3 separate regions of the Mus musculus genome follow, and all the other regions are linked to region 3. Evidence: chromatin loops called from intact Hi-C (ENCODE). Cell type or tissue: heart. All regions are shown on one strand.

Region 1 (2,500 bases), 660 kb after region 3:
ATGACCATGCCTCTCTGTGGACACCAACTGAATCACTTCTTCTGTGAGCTACCTGTTCTCCTGAAGATGGCCTGTGAGGACACAGGAGGAACAGAGGTCAATTTGTTTGTGGCCCGGGTCATAATCTTAGTGTGTCCTTTACTGCTAATTCTAGGCTCCTATGCTCACATTGCCAGGGCAGTGCTGAACATCAGGTCAATGGCTGGTCGCAGAAAGGCTTTTGGGACATGTGCATCTCATCTCATTGTGGTTGCCATGTTTTATGGCTCAGCCATCTCCACGTACCTCCAACCTGTCCACAGGTATTCTGATAGTGAGGGGAAGTTTGTTGCCCTTTTTTATACTGTAATCACCCCCATGCTCAACCCTCTGATCTATACGTTGAGGAACAAGGATGTGAAGGGGGCTCTGTGGAAGGTGCTAGGGAGAGGCACAGACTCCAGGTAGGAGAGCAAACAAGAGCAGAAAATTATTTAGTATTAGGTTACTGTAAATTAATTGATGTTTACTATTGGAATACATTACTCATAAATGTGATTATAGAATCCATCCTTTTATTTTGGAATTTCCCACTTTTTGCTAATGACATTACTAGTTTATTTTATACTATGGAAATAACATGGAACAAATTCAAGAAATTTTCTTATTTGTACATCCCAGGTAGGGTCAGACTAGGTGGCAAAAGCATTGATTCATCACAGTACCCAACTCCTCAGAGTCCGAGGTTTCAGTTTCTAGAGCAGAATCGTGCTGTAATCACAAGCCTTTACCTTGGAACTCAGGACAGCAGCTCACGCCAGTGTGTGCACTGGACTTATCTCGACCTCCAATGGTCTCAAGGGACCAGATTCAGTGTAGGCTGTGCTTCAGTTGTGGTGTTTGTGGCCATCGGTGTCGCATATGACCAGAGCCTTGTCTTGCTCTGGTTAGTCTACCTAGAGCCAGTGGAATTACTTGCTTCTCATCACAGACCCACTGGTTACAAATGAGGCACTTACTGGGATACGGAGAGGATTGTAGCATGAAAGCAACCTTCTTGGGACTCTGCTCACACTTGCTGAACAACACAGCAGCTGAAGTTTGTAGATCTCTCTGGCCTTGTGTCACCCTCTGCCTCTGAAACACTGACACACACCAGTACTGTGCATTTGGCTAACCTGGGCTTAGCCTGCCATCTAGTGCTGAATAGGCAAAGGTGGCTCCAGACTCAGAGAATGCAAAAATCCTGCTTTCAATGTCTGCAAGAACAATCACAAAGTCAGATCTGAAAGGCTGGAATAACCACCTAGATCTTCAGTTCATAAATGATGTTGCCCAGCAATGCACACAAAGAGCGTTCATGGAAACTCAACTTCTCCTCCCCATAAAGGAATCGATGGAGCAAACACTTGGATGGAGAATTTTAAATAAATGTTTAAAAGAAATGAGTCAACAAATACAGACAGTACAGATATAATGCAGAAACCTAACCACCACCAACAACAACAACTTAGAGAGCCAGAAATAATTCAAAAGTCAAACGGAAGGGCTGGGTTGCAGTTCAGGGGCAGAGGATTTGCGGACTATGCGCAAAGCAAGCTCTGGATTTGAGCCCTAAATCCATAATAAAACAGAAAATCAAGCAGAAATCTTTGAGCAGAAAAGGAAACTAAAGAAGACTGACTCTCCTTCCTCAGCAGCTGTCAGTGATCGCCGCCTTTCTGCTAGGGGTGGGAGCACACAAGGCTCTCCCTCTCTGGGCTGGACTGTTGTCTGGTTTAATCATGTGCAGTTCTTGTACTGACAATGTTTTTAATAAGCAGGAAAACCTATCATTTTATCTTATAAAGGAACTCAGATACCTGGAAACACTGATCCCCAAATGCTTCAGATGAAATTATCCCGGAGCTGAGCAGAGGCAACCCCCTAGAAAACACACATAGTTCTTTCACTCACCCAACCCCCTTATTGTGTGTCATCCTCTCAGACTGGAGGCAGGGGCTTGTAGAATCCTGGAAGACAAAGGAGAAATATAAATCTCCCCTGGTCAGGATCTAACAACAAGCTTAGCTCCTATAGGTTCTACTCATTTTGACTCATCAAAATTTCTGGCAAAATAATTGCAATAGCAGGTTACACAAACACCTTCCATGGTGGGCACTAGTGTGAAGAATTTGAATAGCAGATTTCTTTTCTTTTGTCATTTTCAGATTCTATGTAAGTCCGTATCATTTATACAAAATGCCTGTGTATCCAGGTTTTTCAGGTATGTACTAAACATTATTAGCTTCATTAACATATCTTACCCACATTTCCTTGAAAATACAGAAGTCAATATTCACATACCAAAGCTATCAATGGTTCAAGGCATCCTTACTCATAGCTGGCAAACTGTGGGGATAAGCCAAATGACCATCAGTAACTGCATGGATGCAGATTTAATCTATTCATGAAAGAGAACCTTGTCAATCATGTAAAAGAGCAGCAAGCTGAAGTATGCCACCAAGGACAAACCCTAGAA
Region 2 (2,500 bases), 120 kb after region 3:
CGTGCACACATGCTCACAAGTGGCTAGAGACAGGTGTGTGTAGGTGGTTTTATCACTAGATTAGAAGTGGTTTTTTTGTGTAAGATTTGTAAGAAGATTTTAAATATACCCATTTTAATGATATTTACTTCTGGTTTCCTTTGGCTTAGAGAAATGATTACATTTTCTTTTCAAATCAACTGAACCTTTTAAAACATTTGATATGTTTCAAATTTTAATGTACTGTGTGATATAGTCATTTATTTTCTATCTATTCCATCCACTTTTGTCAATATCATTCAATGTAATTAGGGAATACTTTATGATGTCTAAGTGAAATATCAATTCAAGGTTTTTCTGTTAACTTGGTAAAAATATGAAATATGGTTGCTAAGGTTTGTAAATAGTTTTTAGACACCAAATTCTGGCTTGGTAGTTTCCTACAGTCTTACAGTGCCAACCAATTAAAAATAAATATTTTGGGGTCATGAAAAAAAAAAAAAGAAAAAGAAACTGCTGAATTCATACTATAGTGAAAGTCCAGAATGCATGAAGCAAATTGTTTTGCACACTGCAAGAGAGAAACAGAAAGAACTACAAAAAGGCCCTTCTATGTAACAGGTGACAGAGGGCAGAGGAATCTTTTGAAAACTAGAGGCCCTAACATGATCTGCCAGAGCTTGTCTGTGGCTGTTTCTGATCTGGGACTTTATCTCCATGGGACAAATGAAGAGCCTACAGCACAAACTCCAAGGGCATCTGAGTATCCCAACCTGGCATCTTTCTCCAAGCTTGACTGCTCCAGAAGACAAGCATGGTCCACAAAACACAGGTGGAAGGTAGGGGTTGTCTCCTCTGCTTTGGGATGTTCTGTGGTCCAAAAAATGGCCATTGAAAGATACTCCTGTGCCCAGGATCCTCCCTGAGTACAAACCTGAGCTCTCCTTTCCTGGTGTCAGGACAGCACTCCTCATGCTATCACACATCTTGGATTATCAAACAAGCTGAAGCTAGACACCCTTCACTTACCTCAGCAGTGGTGACCTTGATCTGGTGGCAATAACACTTCTGTGATGGCTTTCCTCTTAGGGAACGTCTTTATCTAAAACTGGAATTCAGATTCAGGATGTTTATGAAGAGAGGACATGAGGTGTGGAGTTCTGGTGTCCCAGGAAGAACTGCACATAGAAAGGAGGAGACCGTGGGATGGACAGTTGGATCTCCCTGAGTTTCTTTGTCCTTACTTGTCCACACACAGCCCTTGCTCTCTACTCTTTTCTGTCTGGATCTGAGCCCTATTTATCTAAACCATCAAAGAGGGGGGCTGTAGTCAGGTAGGTTTCAGTTTCGATTCCTGGAAATGGCTAGTTTGTTGGAACCAAGTGGAAACTCCTCAAATTCTTGTGTAAATAAGGTCACAAAGGTGCCAAGCTGTTCTTCCCCTTTGGATTCCTCTGGGAGAATGCTAACTCATGTGATGGCTTCTACCCCTGGGAAAACTATCCTGGTGTTGGTCTTGGGTTTAGAGGTTTTGCAGCACGACTTAAGTTTTGCTTTAAGTAAATTAGAGCCTTTTTTATTAAAAAGAGATTGGCTTAGACAAATCCAGAGCATTTTCTAGCTAAGGCCCCAGCTATTGTCAGCTAAAGGATTATACAGGAAAAGCCCACAAAGTTCATATTTTGGGTAAATTAACTCATTCTTGTCTGAGTTTGGGTGAGGCTTGATTCTGTACCAGATCTCCAGCAGGTACCATAGCCAACCAGGCAAGCAAGGAAGCAAGCAGGGAGACTGCCAGTAAGCAAAGCTGGTGTCCCAGGAAGAACTGCACATAGAAAGGAGACCGTGGGATGGACAGTTGGATCTCCCTGAGTTTCTTTGTCCTTACTTGTCCACACACAGCCCTTGCTCTCTACACTTTTCTGCCAGGATCTGAGCCCTATTTATCTAAACCACCAAAGAGGGGGGCTGTAATCAGAGTAGGTTTCTCAGAGGAGAAGCAAAAGGAGAGAGGACAGAGGAGAGAACAGAGAGGAGAGAAGATAGGAGAGAGGAGATGAAAGGAGAGGGGAGAGGGGAGGAGAAGGGAGATGGGAGGAGAAGGGAGATGAGAGGAGAGGAGAGGGAAGAGGGGAGAGGGGAGATGAGAGGAGAGGGGAGAGAGGAGTGAGGAGAGGGGAGAGGGGAGAGGAGAGAGGGGAGAGGGGAGAGGGGAGAGGGGAGAGGGGAGAGGGGAGAGGGGAGAGGAGTAGAGGCCAGCCATGAACCCATGAAAAAGAGCAGGGAGGGGATTGGGGAGAGAAGGGACAGAGAGAGAAGAGAGTAAAAGAGTTAGGGTTAGAGTGAGTAAGAGAGTGAGGTGTTGTCAGAGACCATCCCGTGAGAAAGCGAGCCCTTCACAATCTCCCTGACAGGCCAAATGGCCTCGTGATAGGAGCCTGTTGTCACTCCCTCCTCCCTATTCCCTTCCTGGCACCTGAGCCTGTAAAAGCTGAATTATAGTCCCCTCTTCCCTATCTCT
Region 3 (2,500 bases):
TCATAAATCTACACACACACACACACACACACACACACACACACACACTTGAGGTCACCGAGCCTACAGAGTCTTGTACTCACTACTGTGCTAGGATAATGAAATCATCTGCTACTTTCTTTGTGACTGAAAAAAAGAGCCCCAGTATTTCTGTCAGGGGTAGTGTAGGTGTCTTAGCTTCAAGCGCAGCACTTGGCTTCTCATGGGCCTTGTTCCTATCTGTGACTCCAACTCACACAGGAAAGGCTTGTCGGCTGCAGCACAGAGGACTCTGACTGAAAGGGCTTTCCTGGTCTCCTGCTCCCACAGGGACAGAGATAGGGCTTCATACGGCTCCTCTCCTCCTCCTCCTCTCACAAAGCACCCACAGAGGCGACTTATCTCCTCCAGCTGTCACAGAGACACACCTCAGTTCTTCAGTATCTGGAATTGCACTTTGACTCGTACAAGGAAACCAAGTAGCTGACAGTTGGGGCTCGGCAAGGATTTTATCCTTTCTGCAGCTGCCCTCTCCAGGCTGTGGCCTGCTATTGGATCCTGGACATGGGAAGTCTTTGCTGCAAAATATATGAGGTATCTCAGCACTCTGACCTCACTCGGAGGAGGTGGTTTCTCTCAGTACTTCATGGCATAATTCGATTGAGGTGAAGCAGTCTTTCTTTATCTTCTTTTAAAAATCACGTGTGTGTGCATGTGTGTGCATGCGTGTGCATGAGTGTGCACATCTTCACAGATTATTTTGCATATGCAGACTAATTGCCTCTCCTTTCTCTGAAGGCATAGAAAGTGGGATATTTTCTCATGTAATATTTTGGTTTTCTAATATTGGACTCACTCTGCCCTGGCTCACATATTTCAGATTAAAAACATTTCTCTCTCAAGGAGCATTAATCTTCTCTAGGGATGAGACTCCTGATGGATTATGGGTTATTATGTAGTCTCAAGTGAAAATGATCAACCCTAAACACTTACTCCTACAAGGAGCACTAAATGGACTCACAGGGTTTTGAGGGTGTGTGTGTGTAACAATACAAATTAAAGAAGAAGAGGAATTTGAGCAGAAGTGGAGGATGTGGGAGAGATTGGAGGGAGAAAGGCAGGTAAGGAAATGGTGTGAATGGAGACTCATGTATGGAAGTCTCAAAAAATTTGACAAAAGAATACATGTGGAAAAAAAACTCTTTCCTAAGCAGCCGCTAGGTGTCACCCTGGTTCCCTTTTCCATTTCCTCTCGCACTACTAGAGCTGCGTAGATAGAGATGGTGATAGAGAAGGCTTCAGTCGTGTGTCTTTTCTGGAGAGTCATCTCTTCACCCCAGATAGAGCAAAGACATTTCCTCCAAGTCTGCCTTAGTCAACCAATAAACAGTTTGGGGTTCTTTGTAGAAGCTTGGGTGATTGAGGGCAGTGACCTCACTGATAAGCCCACCCCAACCTCACCAGGACTCAGGAACACAGCATCCTTGGAAGCTCCTGCACTGGTTGCAGCAGGCACTCCAGAAGGATGGCTCCTCTCTCCCAGCAAGGGTTTACTGCTTGTCTAAGCGTGGGGAAGGGAGTTGTGAGTCTGAGCCTTTGAGCTCAAGGTTCTTGAAGTTTCCTTAGGTTCTTGGGTTTTATAAGCCTCCGTCCTGAAGTGAAGGTACACCATCTTAAGCTGTTCTCTGTCTCTTTCTGTCTCTGTGTCTCTACCTCTCTCTGTCTCTTGTCAGCCATGAGCTGAACAGTCTCCTAAACCACATGCCCCCAAATCCACGAAGCTCTCCCTAAAAGCACGAGCCAAGTGGCCAAGGACTGAACCAACTCTAGCCTTTTCAAACCATGAGTCAAAAATAATTCTTTCTTCCTTAAGTTGTTTCTTTCAGGTATTGTAACCAGCACAAGTTTTACCATGGCTTTGTCATTTTCTCTTATCAAGTCAGGACTTCTGAACTAATTATGGTGACCAAATACAATCTGGTCACTCAAAAATGGTCACTCTTTGATTGAAAACAATCTATTCCCTTTTAAAAAAGATTTATTTATTTTATGTATTAGTACACTGTAGCTGTCTTCAGACCAAAAGAGGGCCTGGGACCCCATTACAGATGGTTGTGAGCCACCATGTGGTTGCTGGGATTTGAACTCAGGACCTCTGGAGGAGCAGTCAGTGCTCTTAACCACTGAGCCATCTCTCCAGCCCTGAAAGAGAATCTGTTCCTGGTACTGGAGGCTTCATTTGGTGACGTGAGAGATCTAGTTAGGGTTCTGCCTCCCCCATTATATGGCTATTTCATTTAGATCACCTTCATGTGTGTGTGTGTGTGTGTGTGTGTGTGTGTGTGTGTGTGTATTTTAGGAAGCATCTACTGGACTAGGTTTCCATACTACCCCTCAAATGACCCTTGGTTTTGATTGTCTCTCCCAGTATTCCTTCCTTGTTTCTCTCTTCCCTCTTCTTCTCCACTTTATTCTCCAATTCCAATCCAAAAAATATTTTAAGTTGATTTATTATTTCACA

What was found. Peaks named below come from ENCODE experiments on the same cell type or tissue, not always from the same donor. Only the 100,000 strongest peaks of a DNase experiment are listed, where the experiment ranks them.
Region 1: it touches region 3 in a loop (8-fold over the local background); 2 of 42 quality-filtered maps call a loop at or near these places.
Region 2: it touches region 3 in a loop (12-fold over the local background); 5 of 42 quality-filtered maps call a loop at or near these places.

The regions. Positions count from the first base shown.
Region 1 is chr11:49,535,676-49,538,175 of GRCm38, forward strand. It overlaps Olfr1382 (olfactory receptor 1382), which reads left to right. Exons shown (of 1, transcript NM_001011790.1): 1 at 1-447. The coding sequence ends at 447. Among named protein-coding and RNA genes, the nearest start is that of Olfr1382, 1.7 kb to the left of the region's middle. In heart, a CTCF peak has its summit at 1,197 (motif pointing left); no DNase peak of the experiment used is centred here.
Region 2 is chr11:48,990,996-48,993,495 of GRCm38, forward strand. It overlaps Tgtp1 (T cell specific GTPase 1), which reads right to left and starts at 1,251. Exons shown (of 2, transcript NM_011579.3): 1 at 1,009-1,251. Gm42074 (a long non-coding RNA gene) reads left to right here. Exons shown (of 4, transcript XR_879821.2): 3 at 601-818. In heart, no CTCF peak of the experiment used is centred here; a DNase peak (open chromatin) is centred at 1,366.
Region 3 is chr11:48,873,434-48,875,933 of GRCm38, forward strand. No RefSeq gene overlaps it. Among named protein-coding and RNA genes, the nearest start is that of Irgm1, 3.3 kb to the left of the region's middle. In heart, a CTCF peak has its summit at 1,191 (motif pointing right); no DNase peak of the experiment used is centred here; H3K27ac peaks cover 581 bases.